2 separate regions of the Mus musculus genome follow, and region 1 is linked to region 2. A link is a loop called in an ENCODE intact Hi-C map of the cell type or tissue named here. Cell type or tissue: heart. All regions are shown on one strand. Each heading gives the region's core, and the rest is flanking DNA. Links, peaks and the distances in the headings are about the cores only. Region 1 holds the start of 4931406H21Rik (RIKEN cDNA 4931406H21 gene). Region 2 holds the start of Ppif (peptidylprolyl isomerase F (cyclophilin F)).

Region 1 (8,426 bases), core at 327-8,326, 100 kb after region 2:
GTTCTGAGGATGTTGTGGGACACCTGTGGACACAGCTCTGCCTCCCACACCAGGCTCAGACTCCTGGTCATGAAGAGAGGAGATACACACTGAACTTCATGGAAATCTGTAGCCCAGGCCTCTCTGGACTTGGTGTCATAGGAAGTGCCCACTCTTATGCCTGGTATTTAGTCCCCCTGACCTCCAGATGGGTGAAGCTAGCATTAACTTGCAACCGATGCAAACAGGTCCTTTGCTCTTCAGCCCCCAGCTTTGTGTTCCCCCTAAGGATACTAGGTACCCCAGGAGACTGGATTTCAGCGTGCTGGGTAAATTTGCTAACACATAGCCATCACCAGACAATAAGGCTTTGTTCTAAGCATCCTGTGCAGACTGATCAGCTCAAAACCTGTGACCTCAAATACACACAAAGGTTGGTGACTTTTCCAAGGTTACACAGCTAGTAAGTAGGGGGCTGCGTGGCATTCAGAGCCAGACGGACTGCTTCTGAGTCTGCACGTTTAACTGTTTCTCTTCTCTCTGCACTAGTTTAGTGATTGTTAGAGTTCTTGACGTCAATTAGGGCCAGCCCAGACTCTCTGTGCCTCACCCTGAGTATCAAAGGACCCCAAAGATGGGAAGGTGTCAGAGACAAAGTGCAGGCCACCTGGATAGCTTGAGTCATTAGCATTTTTTATTATTTATTGTTTATTATTTGTTTGTTTGTGTAGCCCAGGTTGGCCTTGAACTTGTTATCCTCCAGCTGGCCCATATTCCTTGTTCTTTACATTTATGGTATTTCTTTGTGTCTATGTGAGGGTGTGTACACACATACATGTGGGGGTCAGAGGACGACATGCAGCAGTTGGTTTTCTCCATGTACCATGTCGGCTCTAGGGATGGAACTCAGGCTGCTAGGCTTAGTGACAGGTACCTTTATCCACTCAGTCATCATGCCTTATAACCACTGTCCGCTCCCTCGCTTCCAGACCTGAGTGTCTGTCTGTCTGTCTGTCTGTCTGTCTGTCTGTCTGTCGGATCTTACTATTTAGCCCTGCTGACCTGAAACTCTCTTCACAGATCAAGCTGGTCTCAAACTCACAGAGATTTGCTTCTGCCTCCTGAGAGCAGGGTTATGGATTTGTTTTGTTTTTGGTTCTTCTCAACAGGGTGTCACTATGTAGATCTGGCTGTCCTGGAACTCACTGTGTAGACCAGGCTGGTCTCATGGATCTGCCTGCCTCTGCCTCCTGAGTGCTGGGATTAAACGTGTCTGCCACCATGTTTGTTTTGTTTTTTAAAAATCTCTCTGTCTCTGTCTCTCTTTCTTTATAATATGTGTGGTTATATGTGTGTAACCATAATATGCATGTTATAGCACACACGTGGAGGTCAGAGAACATTCTTAAATGGTGCTCTTTGCCTTTCACCTCATTTGAGAAACTGCAATATCAAAAGCTTCCAGGTTACTCTTGTCTTGATCTCCCATCTTGTACCAGGAACACTTGGATTACAGACAAGTGTTGCTCTGCTCATCTGTATGTGGCTGCTGGGAATTAGAACTCAGGTTTTCATTTTCTCTTAGCAAGTGATACTTCAGAGCCATCTCCTAAACCTCCCTCTTTTTTTTTTTTTTAAAGATTTATTTATTTATTATATGTAAGTACACTGTAGCTGTCCTCAGACACTCCAGAAGAAGGCGCCAGATCTTGTTACGGATGGTTGTGAGCCACCATATGGTTGCTGGGAATTGAACTCATGACCTTCAGAAGAGCAGTCAGTGTTCTTAACCGCTGAGCCATCTCTCCAGCCCCAATCTCCCTCCTTTTTAAGACAAGGTTTCATACAACCCCGGCCAACCCTGGCTGGCCTCATCAAGTATTTACTTTGCTGAGACTGGCCTTGAACTCCTGACCTTCCTGCATTAGCATCCCAAAGGCTGGGATTACAAGTATTCACCACCACACCCAACAGATATTCTTGCTTGAGTCACAGATCTGTCTCACATTAGTTAACCTTTCTCAACTGCAACCGGCTCACCTACACCAGGCAATGGGTGTGAACCGCTGGGGTCAGGACAAGGGATGAATGGCAACTGCCCACTGATCTAAGGTTTGCTGTGTTGTGGCTGAAAGGGGATATAAACTAGATTTTCTCCTAATCCAGATGCCCTTTCCTGACCTACCCTGGCTGTAAATCTAAACAGGCAAGATAGATAATAACTGCTGATTCTTGTCTGTCTCTTCCAGAAGGTATTTACGAGACTGTCGGCTTGCAACACTCGGAGAAAAAGTTCCCATACTAACTTGCTCACTGCCTGGCAAGCCCTGGATCCATTTCTCCCTCCTGTCCTGGAGTCCCTGAGAATCCCTCCTCTCGGTGAGAATGCAAAGCCTGCTTTAAGATCAAAGCCCTGGCTTACTTGATCCTCTCACCCGTTCTTCCTTTTTAGCACTATTGGCTGTGGTTGGCTTTATTAAGCTATACCTCCTTGAGGTACCAGGGAACATCAGAGGGGGGCTGTTTGGCAGGACCTCTGTCCTGAGAACACCTTTGTGTTGGGAAGCTGGGGGCTGGTATAGAAAGGAGTCACCCATAGGGTGACAGTGCTTTTGGTTCTGCTTTCTCAGAGCAATGTTCTAGCTTCTTGGGCCCCTTACATCCTGCAGAGAAGCAAAGATGGCCTGGCTGGAGTTCTGGTCTTACTTCTGTCCCTGATACCCAGAGAACTTGTTTTTGCCTTCAAGCCTGCCTTGGGGATTCTTGGAGTGGGACCTGCAGTCTGGTAAACAGCTGTGGTGGGTGTGGTGCTCCTTCTGTCACCCACAGAGTAGAAGCATTCATTTATTTCAAACCTCAATAGCTTGGGTGCTCTCTCCCTCTCTGTGTCTCTGTCTCTCTCTCTGCATCTTCAGCCTGTGCTTTCAGTGGGACCGGCACTGGAATCCCATCAGTCTTTCCTGTTTGGTATTTTTCATGCTGAGCAGCACCGAGCATCCCCTGACTCTTCCTCCCTCTTGCACCTGTGAAATGGTGCAGATGCCTTAGATGGTGGGGGAACTTGAGGCTGGATGGAATAAGTGTCCATCATCCACAGGTCATGACCCACAGGATGGCTCACAGGGCTCCAGGCCCCCACAAGAAAACTATTGTTCAACGGAGACTCAGGAAGTGGCTTTCATCGTCTTGACAGTTTCTGAATGTGGCAAGGGGTGGCTACTCTACTGGGATAAGTAGTTCTCTAGGCAGTGGCATCTAGTTCTTTTTTTACAACCCCCTGTGTAGAAGCCAAATGAATAAAGCAAAACTCTCAGTATGCAGTCATAATTTGTCTAGCCTGGAGCCTGTCCAGGAGATGAGAAGGCTGCAGGGGACTGTGGCAGGGACAGTCCCACGCTAGGCACCGTGAGCGCCTTATCTGCTCTCTGCCACGCAGCACACACTGACCTAGCACGTGGCTTTTGCCCCTAGGCAGAGCTACCTGTGTGTTGGAAGGCTAGCCCATCCTCTCCATCCCTCACCCCAGACAGCCCTCAAGTAAGGATGGAGAAGGGACTAAGCGATGGTGACTAAGTACTTCTTCTGTGGCTCCTCACTGGTGAGAGTGAGGGGGTGAGTAACAGAGCCGCAGGCAGGCTGAGCCCCAGGAGCCCATGGCACATACCATGCCTAACAGCCACACTTCGCTGCGGTCTCTCCCTCTCACCCATGCTCCTACTTCTCTACAGTTTAGCTGGAGCCTTGACCTCCCCCACCACACACATCCTGGATCCCTTCCCCTCTACTCGCAGGCGCCAGTGCCTGGACTTCTATGCAGAAAGCTCAAGCCCTGCATCATCTGGTAGGGTCACAGCTGCAGATGTAGACACCTCCTACCGTGGGTGGATGCCCTCATCCCCTCCCTATCCCCTTCAGCCTCTTGGTTTGGATGGGCTTAGAAAGTAGACACCTGGCTGAGCCCCAGGCAGCCCTGGCCTTGCACAAGTCTCTCTCGTAGGGCGGGGAGAGATGAGCTAATTCTGTGAGAGGCAGGAAGAATGGCCTTCTGACAAGAAGAGGCCTGTCCCCTCTGGCTCTTGGGGCACTATTGCAAGCTGCCTGTATAGAGAAACAGCTGAGCCGCCTAGGAGTTGCTTCTGTTCTGAACACCCCTAACAACTCCAATGAGCTCCGAAGGAATAGAGGGAAGGGTGGGAACACACCCACCTCCTTTGTAGTTGATAGATCTTGTAAGTCAATATTTTGGGACAGTGCTTATTTTCTGTGCCTAGTGTACTCAAGGGCAGCTTCTGTACCTGACAACTCTAAAACTAACTAACTAACTAACTAACTAACTAACTAACTAACTCTCTCTCTCTTTCACACACACGCATACACACACACTTACATGCTTTCTCCCTGTCTCTGCTACCTCTGTCTCTGTCTCTCTCTCTCACTCTCTCACACACACATTCCTAAATAAATAAAAACAATCTGCTCAGTCTATATAGTGCTACTTATACAGATGTTTTGAGGGCTGACCACTTAGTGTTGGACGGCCATTCGGTATGCTCTTCCTTGGTAAGCTGGTTGGTGTTTTTAAAAGGTTAACCTGACGACATCCCAGGCATTCCCACATGGCCCTTGTTTTTAGTGGCCACTGTGGCCATGGAGAAACTCAGCCCTTTCCCTGAGTGCAATGCTCTTCCCACATCTGCCTGCTTTCTAACACAGCTCTGCCTCTTCTCCAAAGTGAGGTTTTAATACCCTGGGGATCATCCAACTGCCCTCCCCCCAGTTCCTTAGCCTGGGAATGCTGGGCCCACAAGTTTCCTCCCACTGGTCCTCTTTGTTGAAGAGCAGAGCAAGGTTACAGGAGCCCATGGCACAGCCCTCAGCGAGATGGGAGTTGGGGGAACCAGGGTCATTGCCCCAGTCTTCCTGGGTCACTCAGGAGGAGGGATAGCTTCCTGGGGCCCAAACTGGACTCGCTTTCAAGCAAATTCTGTCACTAGCACTGAGAACTATAGGGCTGGAGTCTGTCTGTCCCTCTCAGAGCCTCGATTTCCTCCTCTGTAAATGGGTGTGCTAACAACAGAGCCCCAGTGACCTCTCCCATGGCACAGAGAACACAGGTTTTGGCCACAACACATATCTGATGGTTAGTCAGTTCCCACAGGCTGGCAGTAAAATCCAGAGCCATTTCCATGGGATCTGGCCTGGGAGGGGCGAAGGCCCGGCAGAAGGAAGGAAGCCAAGCCCTCCCCCACAGCCCAGCTCTGCAGAGTTCACATGGGGGTGGGGGTGGGGATGGTGTCCAGGAGGAAGTCTGTCCCTGGCCTTGAGAAGGTGCCCCAGCCTGCCAGGCAGGCTGGTGTTTCAAGGACAAGGCCTTGCCTTCCTGCTATCTCTGGGGGAACTGGCAGCCACTAACAAATCCCCTGCAATCTGCACCCACCAATCCTGCCTGCTCGCTGGGCAGCCAAGAGCCGTTTTTCACGGGGAGCTGCACACAGCTTTGTCTTAGAGAGACAGCTCTGGCGGGTGCCCCTGAATGGGGCTATTTGTCCTCCATGCTGAAGGGAAGGCAGCTGAATGCTCTGTTGGGGTGGGCAGAGGCAGAGAGGGTGGAGAAAGGCTATGGGGGAGGGTGAAGGTAGAGATAGCAGCCACGACACTATGAGAGACCAGAAGTGCTGTCCACCACGGAGGTGTCTCAGAGTCACCATGCAGCTCGGTGAGTGCAAAAAAAAATCTTGTTTCCACAGCAATGGGACACTGGTATATGACCGGCCTTCCCTGGTGTAAAGAGCCCTGGCTGGTAGAAGTTGAAATGACCTGACTGGTTTTGGGTGCCTTTGTCCCATCCCAGCCCCACGACAAATTAACTACGGGGCTGCCACACTAGTGCCGTAGAAGGCCCCATTCCAGCCCCTATCCCTGAACTGAGAGCTCTAGAGTGAGACCCAGTATCTCTTAAGAGCCTCTTCCACAGATCACAGGCAGAGAGAGGCAAGGCATGTCTCAGTGTCTCCACTAAGACCAGCTGACATCTGACAGGCACATGACTCATTAGGGAAACAGAGCAGGCATGCATCTGGGGACTTAAAGCCAGCAAGCGACATTATTTCCACTCCCGTTCTGGGACCTGGGCTGCTGTACTGGAAGGTGTGCTTAGAACAGAGGTCAGAGGTCAGAGAACCCAGTAGACTTTACCCATCTTGGGGATGCAGACCCAAGGTTTCCATTCAAAGGATGCAGAACATCTGCGTGATGGTGCTACTCCACGAAGAGCAAGTAAGTGCACATAACTAACAGGCATGTCCTAAAACCACACAGCAGTCCCACGTCCACAGCCAGCTCTGGGCAGCCTGGCTGTGTTAAGATTGGCAAACACCCTCTGCCTGTCCCCACTTGAATCATTCCTCTGCCTCCTGTGGTCCCTTCTCCAAAAGCTTGCTGGTGCCTGTCAGGATGGCCTGGGTATTCTTGATGCCTCCCACAGTAGCTGGGTGCCTATTCTACCAATAGTCCCTTTAAACCACCCAAGCATCCAAGCATTGGCTATGCCAGGGAGAAAAAAGAAGACAAAAAAAAAAAAAAAAGCAGCTGGCACCCCCACCTGTGCCCCAGCCCCATTATGGATAGCTTGGGGCGCATCTTCCTTTCCTTTGGTCCCTGGGCTGCTTACCTTCTGGGCTCTGACATTCTCTATTCTGCTATTTCAACATGTGCTGGCTGCTCAGAGGGTCAGCTGAGGCTACATAGATCTATTCAAGCATAGACACCAGCGGAGGCATGCAGGCAACTCTTGGGGACCCTCGGACATGGCGACTGCCTGGTTTCTCGCTCCCATGTAGGCTGAACAGAAGGCTGAACCACTGAGTGAGCGCCCAAGAGGCTGACATTACAGTACAGCCTGCCAAGTTACTCTGGGCTGGCATGCGGTGGTGGAGGGGGCTGATGGGCATTGCTACAGCCTTGGAGGAGAGCCTGGGATGTGTCAGGTGCTGGGGGCTGGGCAGGTGACCTTCTATCTAGGAAGGGGTGGGGGGTGTGGGAGGGTGCAGCCGGCCCCTCAGGAGCCTCAAGATGAGGATGCAAGTGCATGTGCGCATGCGTGCTCCTGCTCCCGTGCGCGCAGAGGCTAAAGGCTGCAGCAGAACAAAGAGTTGGGGGCTGGGCATCAGAGGGCCCCACGTGGAGGCGGCTGCCTGGGCGGCTTGCTGTAGTGTCTGGGCTGTGCTCAGCTCTGCATTCCGTCTCTGTCTCTCTCATTTTCGTGCCATACAGTGCTGCCCCCAGGCCTGAGCCTGCTCACCGTCACCACCCTGCTCACTGCCACAACCACGCACACAGCCCAACTCTTTGGTAGCATTCTTGACAAAGCATCTCCCCTCACAACATGATCTCATTGCAGGGCCTTCTCAGGCCCCAGCCTGGCCTCCTGACAGGCGAGACAGAAGGCAGAAGGGTGGGAGAGGCGCCCATAGATGCAGCTAGTTGCGCGTGCACACACTGCTCAGCCATTCCGTAACAGTCATACACCACCCCCAGAACCCACACACATCTGTGAACACCTATAGGTCTCTGTGCACTGAAACCCCTCCACCATCACAGGACTCCTCAGGTACATGTGTTCATACTCAACAGTCAGACATACCAGGCATGAGCATACACGAGTATGCAAACAGACAGACAGACATGTGCATGTGCATGACATACAGCCACACACACAGAGATGCAGACCTTGTACACACATACCCATACAGTCAGACATACCAGGCATGAACATATATGATCATGCAAACACACATATATACATACATATACACATTACATACATATGTACATAAATACACACATAATACAATGTACACATGCATGACATACAGCCACACACAGACCATGTACATACCCACACAGCCAGAAATACCAGGCATGAATACACAGGGAGATGGCCTTGAACACACTTATAGCACTCCACACTCACAATGCACACATGCACGATACTTATAGCACTCGACACTCACAATGCACACAGGCACGATCCACAGCCACGAGACGCACATACTTCACATAAAGACACACATGCATGCACAGCCATACACATGTAGAGCCACATGTACCCAGTGTGGGGTTAAAGTCTGAGAGCAAGGAAACTCGGAAAGTCACAGAAAGTCAAGGAAGATAGATATGGCCAAGAATAATGAGGAAGGGACAGTCAGCAGAGGCCCTCAGGGAGGAAGGACAGCAACACTGCACAGGCAACTAGACAAAGTGGAGCCTAGGCAAATGGGGCAGACGGGGGGGGGGGGGGGGAGCAGCTGGGGTGCCATAGTCTCTGAGCACAGAGTGCCAGGACCAAGGCCTCTTGGGAGACTTAGGAAAGCCATGTGCACCAGAAGGGCAGGTTACATCTGGTCATGGACCCACTTATCCACAGAGCTAAGGGGGAGTGATGTGCA
Region 2 (8,426 bases), core at 72-8,071:
GCCGTAACAAGTCTGGTTTCTGAACAAAAAGTATCCTGTCTGAGCTAGTTTTTTTCTGTAAACCTCAAGAAACGTGCCTGAGCTATTCAGATTCTCAACCCACAATTCCTAAGAGGACCACAAGCAGGTGACCAGGGGTCCTGTTCTCAGAGCCAGGCAGTAGGAGACAACCAGTTCCCCGCCCGAATCCTCTTCTATGCTCCAGCATCACCCTCCCAAAGCCCAACAGCTTTGTAGACACATGCTCCATGGGGGTAGGTGCTTTTCTCAGAGCCTGCTCAGTGTCGGAGGACATTTTTGTGCACTGTGTACTCAATCGCTGATTTCTGTATTCAGATTCTGGTTGCCGTCTGGATTTTGGTATTGTCATTATCATGACACATCTGACTCAGTATTTTGTAAAACACTGTACTCGATCACTAAAATAAAGAGCTGAACAGCCTGTAGCTCAGCAGAAGAAAAGGCGGGACTTGATGGCCAGAGAGAGGGAGAGGGTCTCAGAGGGGAGAAGGGGAGTTGCCATTGGGACATGAATGATGAAGGAGGTGCCAGGGTGAGACTAAAATGGCAGGTAACGAGCCACGTGGCTAGGAAGTAGTTTAAGGCCAGTATTATTGTGTTAGAATAGCTCAGATTCTGCCCAGTTATACTGCCTGAAGCCTTTAATAAATATAAAGGTCTCTGTGTCATTAATCAGAGCAAGGGTGGGCTTAAGAAAGTCCTAACTTTTACAGTCCAGACAGCCTAGGAAGGACCTCCCTGCAATTCTTGCCCAGAAGAGTATAGGAACACTTCTATGCCACAGCCACAGCTCCGCCTACCTCTCCTTCACTTTGTCACAACCAATGTGTAACCAAAGCACTGTAGAGTGACAGTAGGCACAGCTCCAACCCACTGCTGCTTGGCTCCAGTGGAGAGAACAGGCAGAGAGGACTTCAGAGAGGCCAAGACATCCATGCCTGCCTCAAGCTCTCCTCAACCTCCAACCTCGAGTCTGCCCATGAGGGTTTTGCTGCCAACACCTAGCCTGAAACCTGATGCAGCAATACTGGGAAGGCACCTCCAAGTCCCAGCATGTGTAATGATGATTTAGCCATCTTATCCCCGCCCTGTCTCTTTTCCCATGCCCAGTGCTCAAGGGCACATGGAATACCAAGATTAGAGGCAGTCTAACTCCGATGGCCCTTCACAGCCTCAAGGTTCATCCCCACCAGCAGCCCTGTGCTGTGTCCCCTCCCTGCACCAGGGCCCAGCTCACCCACCAGTGAGCCCAATTACTCCCTGGACATTTACACTGCCGGTTCCACTCACAGCAGAGGCCATGTTCCTGTTACCTGGCACATGAAGGCTGGGATCACCCTGTGGAAGGTGGAGCCTTTGTAGCCAAAGCCCTTCTCACCAGTGCATAGGGCTCTGAAGTTCTCTGAAGAAAGAGAGAGAGAGAGAGAGAGAGAGAGAGAGAGAGGCAGGCAGGTTAGGGGCAGGCAATCTTCCCTGCCGATCCCCCAGGTGAGCTACCTGTGGAAAGGCCCTGCCCCTCTTCCTGAGTCCATTCCTGATCACTTTTCTGTCTTGAGCCAGTGTGAAGCGCTGTGACTAGAATCCAAGCTCTAAGCTGCGCCAGCTGGGATAACAAAGCAAAGAGCCCAAACACTTTACCTAACCCTGCCCTGTGCTGTCATGGAGAAGTGGGAGGAAGCTATCAATGAGAGCTTACATGGGCCTTCCCCTGGTTCTGAGATGTCTAGCTACTTTCAGACTGGTTAGCAGAGTTGACAACAAGGTCCAGAGAGGGACAAAAGGCTGCCTCAGGGTACTCATCAGCTGTGCTTAGGTTGAGACTCCCATATGGTCATAATCTAAGTCCTAACTCCATGCCAAGCCCACCAGCCTTGCCGGGCTCACTTTCCACGTAAGCCTTACCTGCAGTCTTTGGCACGACATCTGCCTTTAACTATGGTGAAGGAAAAGGAACAGAAAAGGATGGTCAGTCCAGAAGCAGGTGCAAAAAAGATCCCCCTCACCATTCACACCCAGAGGCCAGGGCATCATGACAAAGAAGAACAGGGCCATTCCCTTCCATGACCACCAACCCTCCTCGGAACTGCCAAAGCCACTATCGTTTCTGCCAGCTGCTTCCTGAACCCAACCAAAGCTTGCTTGAGACAGCCTTAGTTTCTTATCCGAAGAAACTAGTGCCATCCTGGCCCACTTCCGGGACAGAAATGTCAGCTGGAGGCCCTCGGCATGAGTCCCTGGACCAAGAGTAAGTATCACATTAGAATTAGCTGACCTTCCTCAGTGCTGGGGGAAACTGAGGCTCACAGAAGGGAAGGAGGGGACCGTCATCCAAGCCTGCCTCATGCCTCTCAACTTCTCTTAAGAATCCCTCTTCACCAAACAGAGTTGGGGAGGTACTCCTCATTTTCCAAACGAGGAAAATGAGGCATAATAAAAAATGCCAGCTCCCCTCCCCCAGTAGATCGGCAGTCTAACTGGTACCTTTGTTCAAAGCAGAACAGCCTAAAGGCTCCTGGGATGGCCTCCTGATAACCTTGGTGTCTGTTTCCTACTTTTCTTTTTAAGGGTCAAATCTCAGGGAATGGAGAGGGCTTGGGCAGCCAGAACCTTCTCACTTGCATTCCCTGTGTCTCCTCTTAGGCAACCAGGCCTTGGGGGCGGATCCGGAGTGCGCTCAGGCCACCACGTGAGCACCTGGCAACACCTGGACCTCAGCTACCCACCCCAGAGCTCTGGGTCCAACCTCGGACGCAGAGGGTCTAGGAAGCCCAACGTCGGTCCAGGCCGGTCAGTGGGCTGTCACTCAGTACGATCTGACCTTGACCTTTTCCTCCACACCCCCCAGGGTTTTGAAAAGCCCCGAACGGACCAAGCTGATGCCGCCTCTTCTGAGAGAGGGAAACTGAGGCTCAAGGTCACCTGATGTGCCAGGCACAGTACAGGGCCCGGGAAGTCCAGGTTTTCCAAATGTCCAAGCCTCACCTCCAGCACCACGCGGCCGAGCGGCTGTCCATCGGCGCCCACGTCCAAGTACACGAGCGGGTTCCCGGAGGAAGAGTTCGCGCCGCGGGCTCCGCCGTCGCTGCAGGTACGGGTCGCGGAGAGGAGCAGCGGCGCGGAGCGCGGGCCGGAGAGCAGACCGAGCAGGCGGGGGCCGCAACGCAGCGCTAGCATCGCTGTCGCGGGTCGGGCGAGGGCGCGCGGAAGAACTCAGAGCAGACACAGGCAAGGTCGTACGACCCAGGAAGCGATACCTAGGCCGCGCGCCGCCGCCTTTATTGGTCGGCTGGCTTCGAGACCACGCCCCCCTCCACGCCTCCGCCGCGCCCCCTCGGAACCTGTTCGCTAGCGTCCCCTGCCGGTTGCCGCTGGCAGCGTAATCGGCTCGTGCGTTGTGCCCCGCCCTCCATCCCTACACACTGAGCCGGAAGTCCTTTGAAAGTGCTTCTAGATCAAGAGAAAGGTTGATCCTGAGATTCAGAAAGACGTGGGGGGGTGTAGGTGGGGGAATCTGAGGTGGCTCAGAAAGGGAGAGATAACAGAAAGAACAGAGAAGCAGAGATACAGTCTAAGACACCCACAAGGTGACCTCAGGCTGCCGGCTCCAGGGCTGAGTTTGTCTCCTTTTGCTTCTAGAGACCAGATCCTCCGCCAGGACTGAAAATACAGTTTGCCGAACCAATAGTGCATCTGCCAGGCCTCAGTCCCAGCCCACTCTGACAGCCCTTGTCTGTTCCCACCACCTCCAGCCAGGCCAGCAGAGTGCGGGGCTAGATTTACACCCCCTGGAATGCCCCCTAGATTTACATTCACCTGGAATAAACTTCCTTGCCAACTGCACCACACCTGCAGGTAACTTCCTAAGCAACCATTCTCTAGGGATGCCAGGAAGTTGGCAGTGTGTGATATAAAAGGAAAGGAGCCTGCAGAAGAGCCACAGGCAGGACTTTAAACCCTGGTGCACTGGGCACAGCACCAGCCTGGGAATCAAATGAATGCCAGCCAGCGAGAGCATGTGAGCCAACACAGTTAGGAAACTGAGGCTCAGAAAGAGAAAAAGGCTCTAACTAGGGCTAGAAAACCCTGGTTCCCTACTGCTGGATTCAGCCAGTCCTGCAACCAAGGAAGCGATGAGAAATTACCCTGCTTTCTACTCATACCTGTTCTGAGGATAAACAAACAAGAGAGAGAAGCATTTGTTAACTGTTAAATGCTGTTCTGTGTTCAACAGCGATGGGCATAGCCTAGACTGTGTGCTCAGAGCATAGCGGGGAATCTCCAGTGCAAGGTCCCAAGGTCCTGAGAGGCGGGAGCAGGAAAGGAGCTGAGAGCCTTAGGAGCCGGGGAGCCTGGCCTGTCCCACCCAAGATTCAGTTGGGGGGTGTGTGTGTGTGGAGAAGCCATGCTGGTCCAAGTAGTCTATGAAATCAGGGCATGCTCCCCGCCTCACACATGGCAGCCTGAACCCTCTTGTGATGGTCCACAGCTCTCTGCTTTGTGCTACTGGCCTTGATGGGTTGTATACCAGTCCCTAGTCTAGGGTGGGTCTCACCCAACCCCACATAGGGCCCCGTCTTTTCTTGTCAGTGTGTATCAAAGGGAGCTGCCTGCAAGGGGAACTCACTTGCCCTCCGCTCTGCCTGAGCCATTGGCACATTTTCTAAAATCTATGCAACAGCAGTGCACACTTAGACTGGAAGGGAGTGGAGAGGAACCACCACACATGCCCTGCTAGGAAGCATCCACAAGTCCCAGGCTTTCTGTAGCCCATCGACTCCTGTAGGTCTTGACTCCTATTGGTCTAACATACCTCAAATTGGAGCTGTGGAAACTTGTTGTCCTGAGCCTGCAGAGGTGAGGATGGAGCTCCTGCTGTGTTAAAGTATGCAGATCCCACCCCAGAAGAGAAGGAGCCTTCATTCACAAGACTCCTTCCCAGCCTCAGACCTTCCTCATGGCTTAGCATGTGGCCCAAGAAGCAGCTCTCTTTCCCACCCCCCACACTGTGGCAGTGACTTGTCAAAGGGAGTGTGTTTGGCTGAGACCAACCTGTCTGACTTCACGGTCACTGTTACTGCTTGCCAGACCCTCCTGACAGTCATCATGGATCTAGACTGGGAAAGGGCAGGAGAAAAGCCTTGGAGGACAGTGTAGGAAAACAGAAAATACCGTAACTAGGAGCCCAGGAGACAGGGGAGGTGACTTCCATCTCGGAAAATAAGCCTGGACGTGACCACTCCTGGGTACAACAGGGACACAAGGTTGTGAAGAGGTTATCCCAAGAGCGAAGGATGAGCCTACAACAGCCCTGGCTGGGCTTAGTCAGGGCATCCTTGAGGAAAGGCTGTGATCTTAAACAAAAACGGAAAAACGCCAGGAGAGGACCATCACAGAGGTCTCTAACGGCCAGGCTGAGGCCCGATGTCATGGGTAGCACTGGGGAGTCAAAGACGGTACAGTGCTCCCTTGTCTACCTGCCTTCCCTCATGTTACTTCTTCCAGCTCTTTGGCAAACACATTAGCACGCCCCTTGTGTGAGCCAGAGACTGATTCCATCTTCACCACGGGCTGGATTCTGACGTCGTTCTTCCCCTGCCCTGTCCTCAGTTGGTCTCTGGAGAGGCAGTCCTCAAGCTAAGCTGTGTACAGCTAAGCATATGCCCGGCCCTGAAGACACTGGGCCCAGATGAGACTACATACTCTGCTGGTTCCCCAGCTGCTGATTTCTCCCCAAATGTTCAGGTGGCTTCTTATTCACGAGTACTGACAGTTGATGTCCCCTAGGACCCTGGGACAACTTGCTTGGACCTCATAGCACCAAGAAGCAGTCAGGAGAGATTGGGATCAAACTTGTGTCCTGGGGTTGCAAACTCAGGTGCCCATGGGAGCCAGGAGTAATGCAAGCTGGCAAAGACCAGAAGTGGGTAGAAAATAAATGCTGTCTGAGTGGCTGAGGCATGCTTCCCCTCCAGAGGTGGGACCATGGGAGCAGTCAGCTAGGCCCTCACAGAAGAGCAGAACACTTGAAGTTTCCAACAATTTAAGAATGTAGGGGCTGGTGAGATGGTTCAGTGGGTAAGAGCACGACTGCTCTTCCAAAGGTACTGAGTTCAAATCCCAGCAACCACATGGTGGCTCACAACCACCCATAATGAGATCTGATTAGAATAAGTTCACTGTAGCTGTCTTCTGGTGCGTTTGAAGACAGCTACAGTGAACTTATTCTAATAAATAAATCTTTGGCCGGAGCAAGTGGGGTTGGCTAGAGCAAGCAGAGGTCCTAAGTTCAATTCCCAACAATCACATGAAGGCTCACAACCATCTGTACAACTACAGTGTGTACTCATATACATAAAATAAAAAAAAAACAAAAGAAATAAACCTTAGGAACAACAATGATAAAAATTCTTTAAAAAATGTATATGTATACGTGTATCTCTGTATGGGTATGCACACATGAAGGTGCCCATAGTGGCCAGAAGAGGACATCAGATCCCCTGGACAACTGTAAGCGACCTAATTTGGGTGCTAAAAACTGAACTTGGGTCCTCTAGAAGAACAGCAAGTTCTCTCGATGCATCTCTCCAGAACCCCTCTTATAAATCAGGGTTTCATGTAGCCCAGGCTAACTTCAATCATGCTGTTTAATCAATGATGATTTGAATTTCTGACTCTCCTGTCTCCCTGATGAATGCTGGGATTACATATGTGCACCGCACATCTGGTTTAAATGCTGTTGGGGATTGAAGCTCAGGGCTTGCGAGTGCCCGTGAAGCACTATACCAACTGAGCCACAGTGGAAACTATTTCTTCTCTCTCTTTTTCTTTTCTATCTTTGTTTTGTTTTGTTTTGTTTTGTTTTCTTCTTCTTTGGTTGCTTGAGACAGGGGTCTTGCTGTATAGCCCTGAATGGCCTATAGCTCACTAAATATATCAGGTTGACCTTGAATGTACATAAATTCTCCTGCCTGTGCCTCCCAAGTACAGGGATTTCAGGTGTTTGCCTCCTCATTCAGCTTGGGAATTAATTTTAATATAAGATGAAATAAGAGCCATGGAAACATATCCACCACATATCTACCACTATTCTCCACATATCCTCCACATATCTACATATCCACCACATATCTGTATATCCACTACATAGCCACCACATTTCTACCACATACCCATCCTATATCCACCACATATTCTCCACATATCCACCACATATCTACATACCCACCACATATTCACCACATATTCACATATCTACCACATATCTACATATCCACCACATATCCATAGGCAGGTGCTGGGCAGTGTGATGCATGAGGGTGTGTGAGTACTGTGGCTATCATATAGACTGGGATTGTCTAGAGAGGCAGTGCAGGAAGCACTGGAGCGACAATGGGTGCCCTAAATAGGCACAGGGTGTGGCTTCATCCTGAAGGCTGTTTAAATCCACAAAGGTGTTTTGTTTGTTTTGGCTTCTTTGAGCCTCAGTTTCTGCACCTGTGTAGAGGAGTTGGTTGTATCTTTTTCAGAGGATTGCTTTTGTTACATAGAATGGAACTTGAATAGAACAGGGGCTCTATGAATGAATGAATGAGTGAATGAGTGAGTGAGTGTATGAATGAATGAATGAATGAATGAATGAATACCTTCCTGTCCAGACTGACAGAAGAATCAGGGAGGTGAAGGTTTTGTTGTTATCAGTGGTTTCTTTGTTTTTTGAGAAAGTCTCATCACACTATATAACCTACTCCAGCTCAAATGTGTGATCCTCCTGTCCCTGAGCACTAGGATCATAGGGTGTCCCACCATGTCTGGATGGAAGAGTGGATCTGAAGGCAGACACTGTGACCTTAGGTGTGATTCTTCGTGGTTTTACCATAGATTTTTGCTCCTTTCGCCCATGGCTCCCTTAGGGGCGTCTGAAGTCCAGCCTCAGCCCACCTTGCACATCAAAGTTTAAGGCTCTGCACATGCAAGTGTAGAATTCAGCCTTATTCACCCACAGGCAGTAAGGCCAGCTGGCCTGGGCTGCATGCTCATTTCATGGAGGATACATCGGGAGCTCTATGTTGGAGCTAGAAGAGACTACATAGGAGCCAGCTTTGGCTCAGCTACCCAGAGCTCTATCCATTGTATAAAAGAAAGTTGTACTGAAAAAAAAGTCGTTCTTCCCACCCCTACCCTCGTGGAGGCAGGTGGTCTGTAAACTGCTCCAGATAATCTGTGGGAGATACACACTTGTCTCTGTGAGGATGGTCCTTATCTAATCACCTGATTGTAATGAACAGAACTCAGCCAATGGAAAAGGAGTCCCCAAGACCACCTGTGGATCTGTGATTTCTTCTCTGAACTTGTGTCTCCTCTTTGAGAGCATCCTTCTCTTCTGTCTTTCTCTTACACACATGCAC

What was found. Peaks named below come from ENCODE experiments on the same cell type or tissue, not always from the same donor. Only the 100,000 strongest peaks of a DNase experiment are listed, where the experiment ranks them.
Region 1: a loop joins it to region 2, with 2.2 times the contacts of the local background. A loop is called at or near these places in 3 of 42 quality-filtered maps.

What each region holds. Positions count from the first base shown.
Region 1 is chr14:25,584,666-25,593,091 of GRCm38, reverse strand. All of the region lies in intron 6 of Zmiz1 (zinc finger, MIZ-type containing 1), which reads right to left. Gm32497 (a long non-coding RNA gene) reads left to right here. Exons shown (of 4, transcript XR_003951081.1): 2 at 2,229-2,358; 3 at 2,610-2,764; 4 at 3,077-8,426. 4931406H21Rik (RIKEN cDNA 4931406H21 gene) reads right to left here and starts at 6,288. Exons shown (of 1, transcript NR_033492.1): 1 at 2,431-6,288. RefSeq lists an enhancer at 4,636-7,930. In heart, for the core only: no CTCF peak of the experiment used is centred there; DNase peaks (open chromatin) are centred at 3,891, 5,231, 6,061, 6,941 and 1 weaker place; H3K4me3 peaks cover 1,688 bases; H3K27ac peaks cover 5,691 bases.
Region 2 is chr14:25,689,001-25,697,426 of GRCm38, reverse strand. Ppif (peptidylprolyl isomerase F (cyclophilin F)) reads right to left here and starts at 3,257. Exons shown (of 6, transcript NM_134084.1): 1 at 3,004-3,257; 2 at 1,924-1,954; 3 at 1,335-1,423. The coding sequence starts at 3,195. It overlaps Ppifos (peptidylprolyl isomerase F, opposite strand), which reads left to right. Exons shown (of 3, transcript NR_028021.1): 3 at 1-1,071. In heart, for the core only: a CTCF peak has its summit at 3,372; DNase peaks (open chromatin) are centred at 912, 3,316 and 4,413; H3K4me3 peaks cover 2,441 bases; H3K27ac peaks cover 2,372 bases.